2 separate regions of the Homo sapiens genome follow, and region 2 is linked to region 1. A link is a loop called in an ENCODE intact Hi-C map of the cell type or tissue named here. Cell type or tissue: dorsolateral prefrontal cortex. All regions are shown on one strand. Each heading gives the region's core, and the rest is flanking DNA. Links, peaks and the distances in the headings are about the cores only.

Region 1 (7,839 bases), core at 1,005-6,004:
AGCAACCATGTGGATACAAGGAATAGATCAAATTAGTTTTTTGAAACCTGCCCAAACACTGGCACGGTATATGGTACATAGTAAGTCTGTTAAATATAGGATAAAACTGGGTTGCCTTAAATTCTAACTAGAGTGTAAATGACTGATTGTCATACCTCTACAGAATGTACAAGAAAAACTGTCTCCATGGTAGGAATTTTTGTTCTAATCAGTCCATGGAAAGAAAAAGCTATTATTGAACTTCCCAGGAATCTCCCAGGCTGAGAAGTCTACACAATATTCAGGTAGGTAAAGTGTCAAAGAAGTTTATCGATTCATGACGAGAATCCTGTGATGTCTCCTACCAATCTTTCCAAGTGACAACACTAGCAGGTTTCACACAGTGTTAGCCTCATTTAACCAGCCATCATTTCCATTTAAAAAATACGAGGGGAAGAATTAAGAGTGAGTAGAAAAAATGCCTTTGAATTAAAATCGTTGCTTTTCTTTGAACATCCAGATGATTAAATGAGATCCAGACGAAAGCCTGCAAATTCCAAAAAATAAAGCCCAGCCGGGGGTATCTGCATTCCCTCATGTTTCTGCTGGTAACCCCGTGGTAAAGTAAAGTAATGATTGATTTGGAGAGAATTATGGCTATTATAAACTGTAATCAGTGGTGGATGAGAATAATTACACAGAGAAAGGGGGAAAAGCTGAAACATGGCTGAGCAGTGTTCTGATGGATGGGGAAGTCATTTCCTAGCTGTTAATGACTGATTTTTCAACAGTCAGCACACAAGCTTTAATCCCAGAGGGGAGAAGGAGAAAGGAACGGCCACGTTATTAAGGATGCTACTGATTTAACCTTACCCATTTTCCTCTGGACATTGCTGGTGCCTGTCTCCCATCTGTTCCTGCTATTGCAGACATACCATGCAGGTTTGAGGTTAGGACCTGGCCTTTATCTGAGAGACACTAGAAAGAGTTATGGTTGTAGAAAACTACTGTAGATCACGGTGGCGGGATACAGCATTAGGGTGTCATAGCATCGTAGGATGTTAGGACTAGAAGGGCCACAGTAATAACCTGATCCAATCTGCTCATTTTATAGATGAGTCCAGAGAGGTGAAGTGATGCGTCTATGTCACATAGGTGAGGGGCTTAGACATAAGGGGAAATTGCTCCCACAGGACCCAGGAGACTGGCCTTATAAAAGAGGCATGATCAGATCTCTGAGGGAGACAGCTTTACTAAAGCCAATTCGAAATTGGCATCAGGTTGGTCTCTTGCCCTCAGAGATATGCTCTGGAGTTCAATATTCTCTCTGCATTAGTTGTTACTGGATGAGGTTACACAAGGTCAGAAAGGGCATGGGTTTGTGGAATGATCAGTTTTGGTTTACAGACAAGTCATGAGTCCTCTAAACTGTGACACTGACACACATACACACACACACACACACACACACAGAGAGAGAGAGAGAGAGAGAGAAAGAGAACCCAATTTATCTTATCATTTGCAGCCATAAAACAGAATAACTGATAGAAGTAGATTAGAAGTCATAAAACTGTGTAAAACAGGACAGCTAAGATTTGGTTGGCATCCCCCTTCAGGGTTCTTGAAGAGCCTTTTGGATACTTTTGCAAAGTGCTGGGTTCCCCTCTGGCCTCCCGTGCAGAGGCCCCACAGAAAGAGGCTGCACAGTGGTGCTGGGCCGTGACAGATTCCAGCCGTGTCTCCCCTCCCCCACCTGAGGATAAAACCCGTCAGAAGGAAAGGCAGGATCATCTCCTAAGAAAATACCGTTGCCTTTGAGGCTAAATCATGTCAAAATATAAGATCAGGAATGTCCAGATGCTGTTTATCCAATCGTAATTAAATTTGGACTTCTTTAGGAGAATAAAACATGTCTCAGTTCCAGGAAAAGTTGTTTTGATCCCAAGGCTGTTTGGGCTCTTTTTATGAAAACAAACATTTTAACCGAGATGATACCAATGTTCCTAGATTTTCACCATGAAGGCGGGTTTTCTGGAGCAAAATCTCTTGAGCCACCTTATGTTCTTCATAATATTTGATCCAACAGTATTAAAAATCTCAGCTTTTTTTCCACTTTCATCTTTAGTTTTCGGAAATTATTTTCAACAGGATCAATTCCTTTTCAGGTACATTTTACAATGATGCATTGAGAAGTTATTTTTCTGTCTGGTGTTTTTTTCCCCTTCTTCAGATAAGTACACCTTACTTTTCCTTTGAGGAACCATGCTTTCCCTATGCCGTGGGATCCTCCTGTAACTACAAGTCCCAGAGAAGCCATCCTACCCCAAGTACCTTACGTGGCCTGAGATGCATAAGAGGGTATGCAATCCTAGCAGGCCAGTCCAAGTCCTCTATCCCCAAGCCAGGGTGATTAGCTTTGAAAGAGCCACCACTTATGTGGGGCCAATCACTGTCTTTCTCAAGATTTGCTGTATGGATACTGAAAGAGACTGTGTGTACTCTTCAATTTGGAACAATAGCTGGAAGGATATGAATTTTTAGCTGCCTGCACTATCTTTTCAGTGTAAGGAATAAACAGAGAGAGAGAGAAGGTGTGAGAGACAGAGAGAGAGAGAGAGAGAGAGAGAGATTTTGATGTTACTTCTGATGCCAGGAAAACTTGACTCTTGTTTATTTTATGTTATGGGAAACAATGGATTCCCTCCTTTGCTGTAAGTTAGAATTAGATACAACTCAAGGAGTCTTGGCTAAGAAGAAGACTTTTCATAGGGTTTGCTCAGATTTCTTTTAAATTTTGACTAGTGAATGTAATACTTATTTTTTACATGGAAACATTTATATTGAATTATTATGTCAGTAACAAAGGGCTAAAGTACTTTGTAGAGCGGAAGGTAAATATAACTTTTGACTATAACTTTCAGGCCCAGTACGCATCTCATTCTAACCAGTCTTTGGATCCTATGTTTTGAAAGAATAAATGAATGATTGGACAGACAGACGTGCTAAAGTCCCCCAGATCTCACCAAGCACCAACTGTAATCCTCTATTCTGTCAATTGGTTATTCGAAGGAATGATTCTTTTTTCTTAACCATGCATGCACATACACCGACCTACATCATCCTACAAGGATTAACCAGAAAAAAGCAAAGTTCTCTAGAGGAAATACTTACAGGAATTGTCCAACATGCAGTTTAAAAAAGAGTGCCATTCCCCCACAGGTAGTGCTAATGGGGGGATCAAATTATGAGAACTCCAAATGGATGTAGAAATTCCAGAGCAGATATTCAGCCATCTGACTCAGCTACTGCTTCCATCTAACTTTTCTTCATCTGGGGCCCAACCTTCTATACCTTTGAGGATTAAATTATACGTAACAAAGTACTTTATTTCTTATAGGCTCTGCCCTGCCCTGCGCAGAGCAGGAAGAGTGCAGGGAGGATTCGTGAGATGCCAGTTCTGATAACTTTCAGATGTGGAGGGTGAGTGCCTGAGACCTTGGAGGCAGTCCAAAAGCTCTTCCTCCTAGGAGGGTCCTCGGAGGGGCACCTGTTAGAAGGGACAGCAGGACAGGCTGGTGGGGCAGTCATGTCAGCAGGGCACACAGGAAATCACGTGGCCCCAGAATTCAGTGCCCGGCACTTGGCCCACACTGCCCCAAGACAAAGCATCCTACCCTACACTGTTCTATTGTGTGAAGTGCAGTTTCTTAGCTGGGAGGAGGAGGAGGAGAGAGGAGCCGCCCCTGGGCACAAATATCAATTAAGATCACTGTCACCAAGGTGGCACACAGCTTCTGCTCCAGGCAGGACCTGTCCCATTTTATTCTGTCAAGATGGCCATCTTCACAAAGAGCAAACAGATTATTTTGTAACAGTTACTTAAACTCAGAAAATGAAGACAAACCATGTCACAGAAAATGGGTATCTCTTTGTCTTATTTGTTGTTGACCTGCTGGGTGTGATATATTTCTGTGCATTTACCAGTAGGTCAATTCTCTGTATTGATGGGTCTTTGAAGTTAATATATACAGTTATAGACACACATGAGCATATATATTTTCATTCATTCATAAATCTATATGTGTGGTATACATATGTATGTTTATGCATGCATACAAACATACCTGTCTTATCCATAATTGTGACTCTGGAAAGAGGTGTTGAGCACATTTTTTTTTCTTTTTTTGAGATGGAGTCTTGCTCTGTTGCCCAGGCTGGAGTACAGTGGCGCCATCTCGGCTCACTGCAAGCTCCACCTCCCAGGTTCACACCATTCTCCTCCCTCAGCCTCCCGAGTAGCTGGGACTACAGGCACCCGCCACCACGCCCGGCTAATGTTTTGTATTTTTAGTAGAGATGGGGTTTTACTGTGTTAGCAGGATGGTCTTGATCTCTTGACCTTGTGATCCACCCGTCTCGGCCTCCCAAAGTGCTGGGATTACAGCCGTGAGCCACTGTGCCCGGCCTTGAGCACATTTTTGAACAAATAGCTTACTGACTTTTTCTGTTGATAAAGTAAGAATACTCATGGTAGAAAAATCAGAAGCAGAAATTTGTGAAAAGAAACATAACTACCACCTCTAATTTCACTAAACAGAGAAAACTCTGCTTTATTCATTCGTTTCCCTTTCATGAATATTTTGTGGGTACGCCTTTTCCATGACACAGATCATGGTATGTACAGTGCAGCACACTGCCATTTTCCACTCGCCCCTATTTCCCCTATGATTGTGAAACAAATGTTGAGCCTACCTTATGCATTTCTTTACAGAGGTCTCAGTTTAAGTATGAGTGTGTGACGGCTGTGTGGCTCTGACTCCAGAACTGGGGAGTCCCAGTTCTGCGTCCCCATAGCTCCCTCTTTTACATTGATGGGTCTGCCTGAAGTAGCAGAAGGTGAGACCAAGCATTGCCCGCTGGCATTACCTTATCCCCCAACCCCCCAAACCCTTTTCCCCTACACTTCTCTCCCAACCCCTCCTCCTTGCCCTGGCATAGTGATGGAACCATCACCTGCCGAAACCCAGAAGGAGGCCTCTTGTTTAGCACTGGCAAGGAGCAGATGACCTTCCCTAGGATGAAGAAGGGCAGCCCTGGCTCCGAAATGTGACTGGCACTTTGCCCTGCAGAGAATGCACCTGTGAGGCTGGTTTAGGGGTGATGTCTGCAGACTTAGACTTGGATCTTGAGTATGCACTTCCCTCCAGCCTCTGGAAACCATCTGCATCCTCAGTAGCTGAACACTGTGAAAAGGGTGCATGAGGCTATTTGGGTAAGTGGTGGCTCTGTGTGTGGTGTGTGTTATTCAGAGAGGGCAGGAGAATGAGCTGCCAAGGGAAAGAGTCTTGGTCATGGCTAGGTGAGTGATGGACCTTAGCAAGGGGCACAGCCCTCAGCTGCCCAAGGCTGGGCTGTCCCCACCCCATCCCCACTCCAGCCTTGATCACATCTGCTTCTAGTTAGTTGGGCCCAGAGGCACAGAATGCAGCAAAGAAAGGAAAAAACACAGGATAGAGAGCCAACGTTGTAGAAAAGGCTGTTATGGAAAGATTTAGGCACAAAGACATTTTTACATTTTTTTTAAAGCACCAATAAATTCCTTCTTGTAAAAATGACAGGAAACCAATTTGGAATAAAGAAGAGAAACTTACAGAGAGAATCATCAAAGATCCTTGAAGCCAAAGGAATACAAAAGGAAAGAGACTGCAACTGGAGGCGATGAGGGAGGTCAGAGGCTTGGTTGGCCTTTGCTGCCTGGCCAGAGCTCAGGGGCTTGCGCAAAAGCTCTCCCTGTGCCTGGCTCCATTTGTCCTGCTGGGGCTGTGCAGGGTGAAGGAAAGAGAAGGCTGAGGTGTGCTGGGAGCCCAGCACCGACATAGCTCTGGAAGATCTGTCCAGTGAGGCGTCAACTATGCTGCACCCTTCCCCCTCCAGGTCAAAGCAGGTGCCTGCAGCCAATACAAGGACCTTCCAGGAGCAGTAAGGCCTGGGTAGGGCCTCCCTGCTTTGTTTTGTGTTTTGTAATGTGCCTCCGTGTTTGGGGGTGTCTAGGATTATGCACTAATTAACCAGGACCTCTGCCTGTCTGTTAGTTCACAACGAACATGATACTCCCCTTCCTGAAACTATGAGATGTCAATGTTTTAAAAAAATATATACTTTCCGCTTCTCAAATCTTAGCTAAATCTTAAATTTGACAAAACCATTTTAAGGTAAATGTAATCTTTTTTATTATAGAAGTAATATATTTTTATTTTATGCATTTAGGAAAATTGAATAAAGCACACAATATTTACTCACACTATACTATTACAATAGAAATATGTATTTGGAGATTGTGTGTTCCTCCTGTTTTTCTTCTTTCCTTCTTTTTCTTCCTTCCCAGCTGACCTGGGATTATAATTACTACATCCTCAGAGCTTTCCTTGAATTGGGGCATTTTGAAAAGTCCCAGAGGATCTAAAAAGCACAGGACATTGTGGTTAAAAAGTGCTGGGCAAATCCTGCCTCCCCCTTCTCAGAGACATTGAGAGAAGTCCTGCAGTAAATATCACTGTTGGACCCGGTTTATAACATCTCATGCTTCTATTTGATCAGGGAACACTTTATTTCACACAACACACATTGCCATTCTGTGGATTGATTCTGAATACACAGCTTCAAAACTGCTGTTCAGTCATGAGAAATCTGAACAGCCCCTGCCTTTTCTTGTGACACCGGCTTGTATGCTATCAACAGCAGCTGGTTGGTGTCCCCAAGCCCTTAAATGATGATGCTAATTTAGCGGCTGGCCTTTGAAATACCATTGATTGAGATTCCGGTTTGATATATTGGATACTTTGATTATTGAACCTCCCCTAACTGTTCTGTTAAAAACACTTCAGTGTCTTGTTTCATAGTGATTATCATCATCATGATCATTAGTGACATTTATTGACCGTTTACTGCTTTCGGGCACTGTGCTGAGCCCTTTACATGCATTATCCTATTTAACCTCATACCAGCTTCAGCAGGGAGACAGTATTATTCTTCTCACTTAAATGAGGAGGAAACTGAGGCTCAAATTGGTTAAGTAACATGCTGAGGGCCAGTTGGCTTTCAAGTGGGTCAGCTGGGATGCAAATCCATGAGGTCTGTCTACCCTCAACCAATATAAATTATTCACTTCAAATATCTCTGCTGTAAGGTTTGCAAACATTCACAGAGATTTACTGGGCACATCTGAAGACCTTGTGTACTTTTCCCTCAACATATTTATAGCCCTAACCTATCTAATTACCTAGCTGGGTTTTCTCTTTCCTCTGTCTCTTTCCTCTTGCAAGGATTTATTAAATTTCTACTAGACGTTAAACCCTGAGTTAAGTGTGATGATGAAAATGCAGCATTAAGACAGGGGCCCTTCCCTTAGGGAGCTAACAGTCAATGTAAGATTCCGAGGAGTAAATCAATGGCTAAAACACAGTCCATGTTCCTTTGGGAACCCAGAGGAGCAGCATCTAAAGCAATGGGAGCTAGGGAGAACCAACTAGAGGAGGTGGCCACAGAGCTGGCTTTTAAAGGGTAGGTGCCTGATAATAGACCAAGAAGGGGAGGGACTGACTTTCCAAGAAGACAGGTGGGCATGGAGTCGGGAGATGACCAAGGAGTTTGGGGACCCACGCGTGCTGGAGTTGGGTTGGGCAGTGGGTCTTTGCAGGAGGAAGATGGAAGGACAGACAGGGTCGGCTCTTGGTGGGTTAAGTGGGGCGTGGCTGTGTGCTCAGCTGAGGAATACTAGATGTATGCAGAATGAGATGATTCGGTTTGTGTTTTAGAAAAACCACTCCCTCAACACTGGGAGGCCATCTGAAGTGGAGGGAG
Region 2 (7,839 bases), core at 1,260-6,259, 130 kb after region 1:
CATAGAAGGAAGAGAGATATTTCCATTCCTTTGAAAAAAAGAGGAAAATCAGGCAGCACATCACTTTTCATGTGGAATCCTAAACATCCAATAAAAGTGCATGTGACCAGGACTTGTGAGACCTAGCTTTGATCCTTGCTCTGCTGTATGTCAGCTATGTGACCTTGGACAAGTCACCGACTGCTGGCAGTCTCAGCTTCCTCCTCTGTAAAATGGGTGGGTGGAGGAGGTGTTCTCTGGGAATGCAAACACAGCATTGAGGGCTGTGGGTAAGCAATATTCATGCCCCTCTATTAATCTCAGAGTAAAACAAAAACCTTTTAACTGTCATAAATGTGAACCAACTGTGAAAATTATATGACTTTAGCTCCATAAACTGTATAACATTAGTCACAGTTCCATTTGTTCTGTGACAGTGTAAAAATTATAGATTTCCGAGGTTAGAGGAAAAAAAACCTACTCCTACCATGTAGAAGTAACCTTAGCCTCTCCACCACACATTACATTTCATCACACTACATCCATGACTAAGGGTCCCAGAACAGTGGGGCTGGAGGGGTCTGTTGATCTCCCTTGGAATCCTTGGCAAGTTATTGCTGTCTTTTCACTATAACAGCACAGATTCCTCAGGAAACACAATCCCATGTGTCTCTCCTGGGCTGAGCCCACTCTTTTGCTAGGCAAAACAATTTCATTCTGGGTGAGAAAGAGGTGTGAAGACAGATTAATGGTTCCCGTGTCTTACTGCATATGCTTGTGGTCAAGTGGAAGTTCCAGGCACCATGGTCTCCCTGAAGTCATGCCATGAATCGTCTCTTCTGTTACCTACAAATACGTGATTCCTCAGTGCAGAGCAGGCTGGGCAACAATTCATGTTTTTAAATGTTTGTCAGGACTGTCTGTATTTTTTGTACTGGAAGATGGTTTTAAAATTTATTTATTTTTCTTCTTTTGTGTGAGCCCTGCAGCACGCTTTGCATTACTTGGTAAGAATCACTGAGGTTTAGAAAAGATTTTAGCATCTGTGTAGCACTAACAAGACATTCTAGCATTTAAAAAAGCAAGGCACTGATGCCAATGAGAGAGGAAGCCTTTGGACCTGAATTCAAATCCAGGTTCTCTACTAAGCAAATTTACTAGATATATTTATGTCAGGACAGCCACAATATGGACGTGAGTAAACTTTTAGACAAAAAAAAAAATTGTCTACTCACTCTCTTGGAGTGAATTTCATAGATTTCTTAAGCAGTGGATGAGTCATTTATCTATCCATTTAATCAGTAAGCACTTACTGATCGCTCTTATATGGTACCATGCTAGGAACAAGGGGCATAGAGTTAAATAAGACATTCTCCCTTGCCTCTAGGAGCTCAGAGTCTCCCAGAGGAAACATATATTAACAAATAAGTACAATACAATGTCATAAGAACTATAACAGTGATATGCACAAAGGCTTGTGGGAGCAGTAATTCTGGCTGGAAAAATCAGGAAAGGCTTCATAGAAGAAGTGACACTCAAAGCCTTTTTTTTTTTTTTTGAGAGGGAGTCTCGCTCTGTTGCCCAGGCTGAAGTGCATTGGCACGATCTCGGCTCACTGCAAATTCCTCCTCCCGAGTTCACGCCATTCTCCTGCCTCAGCCTCCCGAGTAGCTGGGACTACAGGCGCCCGCCACCATGCCTGGCTTATTTTTTGTATTTTTTAGTAGAGACGGGATTTCACTGTGTTAGCCAGGATGGTCTCCATCTCCTGACCTTGTGATGTACTTGCCTTGGCCTCCCAAAGTGCTGGGATTACAGTCATTGAGCCACCGTGCCCAGCCAAAGAATTCTTAAAGAATGTATAGGAGTTGTCCAGATAGAGAAAAGGGAGAGTGTCTTCCCGGAAAACAGGAACAAGAACCAAGGTAAATGGCCTGAAAGTGCATGAAAATTGGCAGGCGGGGGTGGGACTGTAAGACTGTTTATGGTGGGGAAAGTATAAAGAGGGGCCCTGTTTGCCAAGTCGCAGACTGTGAACTTGACTCTATAAACCATCAACAGCCATAAATGTGTTGGATAGGAGACTTTTTTTCTTTCAAAGCTTAGGAAAGGAAAGATCAAATCTGAGTTTTAGCAAGAGCACTCTGGCAGCATGCAGATAAGTTGTACAAGGAAAAGTCTGGAGACAAGAATGAGGTAGGAGTCTTTTTCAGTAGCCCGAGGTGAGAGCTAATGAGGATGGGGATTAGGACCACAGTCATGGAGAAAGCCTCTTGCATGGCCCTGAGTATAAATGTCTCCTTAATTTTGCTCCCAAGCCTCCTCACTTACTTCACCCTAGTCTCTACCCTGTTGAAAAACCTTCATCTAAGCCACAAGGAAGCCTCAGTGAGAGAAATTCAGCAAGAAGGAAGGGTCACATGTGAGCTATCATCTTACAGATGGAAGTTAAAATCATGACCATTCAGGGTGATGGTATAAAGAAGAGAAAGTAATTTAAAAGCTCTGGCGAACCCAACTGCTTAAAGATGAGCAAAGTGGGTACAAGCAGAAGTCTCTTGAGTACCTCTGGAATGTTAGCAAGGGCATCTCCTTGATTCTGGGAAGGGAAGGGGACCCCCTATATTGGTGGGCTTATTGGTACATTCAAGGCTTGATCCAAAAGTTCAAGACAGGGATGTTGTGGCAGAAACAACCACACATCTCTCAATATCCATTCTCCTTCTTCCATAGCCATTTAATTTTATCCTGAGTGTATGGTTTCCCAGAATAAAAACTACATTTTCCATAGTCCTTTGCAGTTAGGGTGGCCGTATGACTAATTTGTGCCCAATGGGATGTAAATGGAGGTGATATGGACAACTTCCATGCTGTTCCCTTAAAGAAAAGGGTCAAGCCCACCATTTTCCCTTCTCCTTCCTTCTTCATGCCTGCTGAAACAATGAAAATAGCAAGCCACTTGGGACCATGTGTATGAGAGTAATTCCCTGAAGATGATGGAGCAAAAGGACAGAGGAGCCAGGATCCCAGCATACATCATTGAGCTTGCAGCCAGCTTGCACTTCAACCTCGTTAAACCTCCACTATGCAGCTGAACTTGTATCCTCAGCCAACACATTGCCATGATGATGTAGAATTCTGTAACATTACCTATCCTAAAGCTTTGTAAACCTCAGAGTGTTTATGGATGCCATCTCTGCAGAACCAAGCCATATATCTGGTGTTGGGGTTTGAGGACCCCTCTCATCCTGCAAATTCTGAGCCAAGTACAAAATAAAACAAAAAGCTAACATACAAAAAGACTAAAATACTACTGTAACTATTGCTAAAGCAGATGTTGGAGAGAGCCTGTACTGGTGGTAAGTGGGCTTTCTAACACTGAGTTAAACACTATTACTCAAAATTAAATTTAATTATCCAGCTTTCATGGGGACAATTTGTCTGCTGCAAACTTCACCCATGGAACTATCCAGGGGTGTTTCACTAGCAAAGCTCCCTCCACGTGGAAGAAACATTAGGTCTCGGGAAGGAACATTCACTTCTAACATCTCAGGTCCCACTCAGATGTGGGGACCATGTAGCTTGGAACTAAAACCTGAGGTAAGGTGAACAAAGGATCTTCAACATCAGGAAGATGTGAGCTTACAATTGGCCAGTAACGCTATATCAACCAAGGTTTTTAGGACACAGGTTATGCAGATTTCAAAGTCAATATCAAACCAATTTCATGGCATTTCTATGTCAATTCCCCTGCAGCCTCTCCATGAGTTGAGCTCTCCATTTTTGATGTGGTCATTATCTCTCCAGGAAAAGGGAGGAGGAAAGGGATCCAAGTTCTTGCTAGGGTTTCTATCCTCACATTGGAGAAAGGGCAGGCCTTTCCACAATACCACGATTTTTGCCTGACTTGTCATTCTTCAACAAAGGACCAGAGTTGTTACTAAGGCTACTTCACATCTAAATTACAAATTCTTGCAGTGAAGATGAAAGGACATGTAATGATTTCCATCCATAGCTAAACCAGTCATAATAATAAATGAGTGCTTCTCAATGAGGAGGTGTATACTGCTCCTAGAGGACATTCAGAAATGTTTATGTTTAGAGGAGATTTGGGATTGGCACAAATTACTTGGGGTAGTACTGACATTTACCGGGCAGAGATGCTAATTGTCTTGCATCGTGTGAGATACTCCCATACAATATAGAATTGTCCCACCCAATATATGAATTTTGCTAGTACAGGTGGACTTAACCTAGAAGAAACTCTTTGTGTGCAGCTCATGCCATAATGTAGAGAAGGATCAAGCTGAGCCCAGATCTTATTTCTCATGTCTGCTTCCTCTGCATTTTGCCTTTCTGTGTCTTCTAGGAGTGGGGACTCTTGGGAGGCCAGGACTATAATTACTCGTAAGCACTATATCACAACATTCCTAAATCATGTCTAAATGTATTTATTTGTTCATTTATTTCTTCAACAAGTATTTCTTGGAGGGCAGCTGCTATGAACCACATACTGTCCCAGGCTTTAGAGATATAGTAGTGATGGGAAGACACCAAAACTCTGGCCTATTCAACTTACAGTTTTGAAAGAAAGGAAGTATAAAGAACAATAGCAAAATTCTTCTTTATATCTAAATAGAGAAGCCAGAAATCACAAAAATTTATAAGTGAAAGAGAAAGATCTTCACTTTCATTTTACAAATAGAGAAACTGAGGCCCAGGGAGGCCCAGAGCTTGTTTGGGGTCACATGGTAGTACAATGGCAGGATTGGTGTTTATAAATACCAGCTAACTGTGGTTGCTGTAGTATTCTATTGCTCTGTATTCCATCTCCATCCAAGAATAAAGAACATTCTACCTTTGATTCATGGAGCTTGGGCTTGCTTCATGGTTATCCCCAAAATTATCCTTCTCAGCTGGAAAAATCAGTGGGCAAATAGGATGGTGAATAATTATATAACAGCAGTCTTTTTTTTTTTTAAAAAAAAGTGATTATTCCAACTTAACAAATATTTACTGAGCATCTACTCTGTGCCAGGTACTATGCTTTGTGCTATAGGGGATTCCAAAATGAATGGATTGTTCTTCTTCCTCTCAGGAAAGTTACTGTGCAGTGAAAGAGATAGATGGCCTATAACTACAGGACAGGATGGAATGTGATAAATGCCATAATAAAATTATAAAGACTTGTGGGAGCTGAGGGGAAGAGATGAATGCCAGCTCCTCCAGAAGGTGTTTCCTAATTTCTCCAAATGGAATTTGAAATGGAACTTGAAAGATGGATGGAATGTTAATAAAGGGGGAAAGACCTGCTTCAGCTTCTCATCCAAGTTGACAAATCTCCTGGAGGTCAAGAAAAAAAATCTGAGGTCTAAAGATGACTAAAGCAAAGCAAGATAAGTTTTTTGATCATGAGGCAAGTCTAGCCCATTGAGAGGCATCTCCATAGTAGGATGAATTTCAGAGTCCTGGTAATAGTAATATAATAACCACTATGACTACATTAATTAAGCACATACTGTACATTAGGAGCCAGATTCTATATTCATGCATTATCTCATTTAAATCTCAAAACAACCCTTTGAAGCAGGTGCTACTATTACCTTCACGTTACTGGAAAAAAATTGTGTTGTAGAGCAGACATATAACATATCTGAGATCACATAGCTAAAAAGTATCAGGGCTAGGATTGAACCCCATGGTTGCTGTATTTAAAGTAACATGGTGATGTCCCAGTATATGGTGATATAATAAGTTCTTTTTCTCAAAGTTGCAAAATTCATTATAGTCACCATTTCAAAAGCAAATGAAAAGTAGCATCTCTCCAAAAGGTGTGTTCAGCCAGCTTGGCTCAACGAGGCCGTGCATCTGCTGCATAACTGGGATCTTGGGCTGCCACTGCCATCCCCAACGAGGCATTTGCAGCTGGGCCTGCTTATTCAGTAATCGACTAGCTATAGCAGATAATTATAACCAATCCCCATGACTCTCAAAACCACTCCTGACAACCTGGATCAGGGAATCAAAAGATATTTCATGAAAGGCTTTGCTGAGTTCCAGCTTCTTCTTCAAGACCCCAGTCAACTCTTAACCCTCATGGAACCTCCCCCTGACCACAGCTCTTTTCATGGCTCCACACTTGCAGCCCCTCCTTCTGATGTCATTTATATAGCCAGTATTCACATTCTATCTCCTGCAGGAAGAATCCCATCTCCCCATTGCCATGTGCACTTAATTCTATTTCATCCCACAAGAGAGCGAATGGTATGAAAACCAGTCTTTCTAGTCCCTCCCTAAACCTTCACAGTTTCCCTCTCGCAAAGGTGGGAGAAAGACTTATCTGACTGGTGGAAATGAAGAGGGTAAACTGTTAGCTACCCTGCATGGATCTAGGGACGATGCAGGGTTGCCATTCTTTGAACCTACCTATTCCTGGCATTTGGGCATGGCAGACTCACCTTGTACTTCCTCATAGTTGCAGCACATGGACCATGCAGCACAGAGATGGAGCAGAGTCAGGCCCTGGAAGGCCAGGTCTATTGTCTATCTGCTCTGCTTTTCCTGCTTGTCTGCCTAGGGAAGTCAGGGGTGTCTGGTCTATGGGCCAGGTTCAGGGAGGAGCAGGCCCTGCCACCTTCTCTAATCTGCTTCATCATTAGGAAGCTGACAGTGGGTTTGGATCCCTATTTGGCTTTCTGCATATAATCTCAACTAATTAGTAACTTGGGGTGTTTTGCCTACTGTGCATTCTTATCATTTACGTAAATGAATAGGTTTTCCCCCACCTGATGGAAGCTCTTTGAACACAGAAGCAGTGTTGAATAGTGGGGACAGCACTGGAGATGGCATCAGAAGGCCCAGCTCTAGGTAACACTCTGTTTGAGAAAGTCACTTACCCTTTCTAAGCCTCAGTTTCCTCACCTGTAAGATGGAAGAGATAGTACTCATACGCTTCTGTTCATCTCATGGGAGAATGGGGAGGGTTAGAACAAACAACGGCTGCAAGAGTAAACTGAAGGGCCCCAAATGTGTAATGGCCTCCCGTTATTATTATCATCATCGTCTTTATCACTATAACCAAACATTCTTACTAATAGCAAGGGGAGCTATCATTTATTAAACACCAATCATGTATCAGATGTTTTAAATACGTTCACAAGCCTCTTGAGGTTTGTAAAGCCCAGTCCAATGGTTCCCAAATTTTGCTGCCCATTGGAATCACCTTTGGTTGTTTAACAAATACTGATCCTGTCTCTGCCGTTGCCCAAAAGTCTGACTTAATTGATATGGGGAGTGACCTGGCCTTGGGACTTTCAAAAGACCCCCCAAGTGATTAGAATGTGCAGCGAAGTTTGAACACTGTGGGCACAGCCTCGTTGATAAGTCAGAAAGGATAGACATGTGGTTGGGTGAAATCAAATCCGAGCGCTTATTCCTCTCCTCCTCACTAGTTGGGGAAGGGTGTCTGCTTGGTGGCAGTAGGCGGGGTCATCTGAACAGCTATGGGATCCAACTTTGGGAGATGACTTGGAATAAGAACAAACTTGGGCCGAAGGAAAGTAGATGTGCATTTAACGAGCCCTCTAGCCCTCTAGCTGACATTAGGGCCACTGTTTTGTTCTCCTTGAGGTGCAGCCTTCGTGGATACAATAAGGGAGCCCCAGGAATCAATTTAATACCAGCAAGCCCTAGTCTCCCTGATGGAAAGGGCCAGAGCATAGCCTGGGGCTAAATCCACATTTCTCTGACTTCCCAGCCCATTTTTTTCCCAGTTCAACTTCATTCTTTAGAAGTCCTCTAGTAAAAAACAGTTTAGGGATTTTCTTTCCATTTAAGAGTAAAACAAATATGGATCCCATT

Evidence for each region. Peaks named below come from ENCODE experiments on the same cell type or tissue, not always from the same donor. Only the 100,000 strongest peaks of a DNase experiment are listed, where the experiment ranks them.
Region 2: it touches region 1 in a loop (2.5-fold over the local background); 4 of 110 quality-filtered maps call a loop at or near these places.

What each region holds. Positions count from the first base shown.
Region 1 is chr7:25,543,382-25,551,220 of GRCh38, reverse strand. No RefSeq gene overlaps it. Among named protein-coding and RNA genes, the nearest start is that of LINC03007, 240 kb to the left of the region's middle. In dorsolateral prefrontal cortex, for the core only: no CTCF peak of the experiment used is centred there; no DNase peak of the experiment used is centred there; H3K27me3 peaks cover 708 bases.
Region 2 is chr7:25,413,761-25,421,599 of GRCh38, reverse strand. No RefSeq gene overlaps it. Among named protein-coding and RNA genes, the nearest start is that of NPVF, 190 kb to the right of the region's middle. In dorsolateral prefrontal cortex, for the core only: no CTCF peak of the experiment used is centred there; no DNase peak of the experiment used is centred there; H3K27me3 peaks cover 1,594 bases.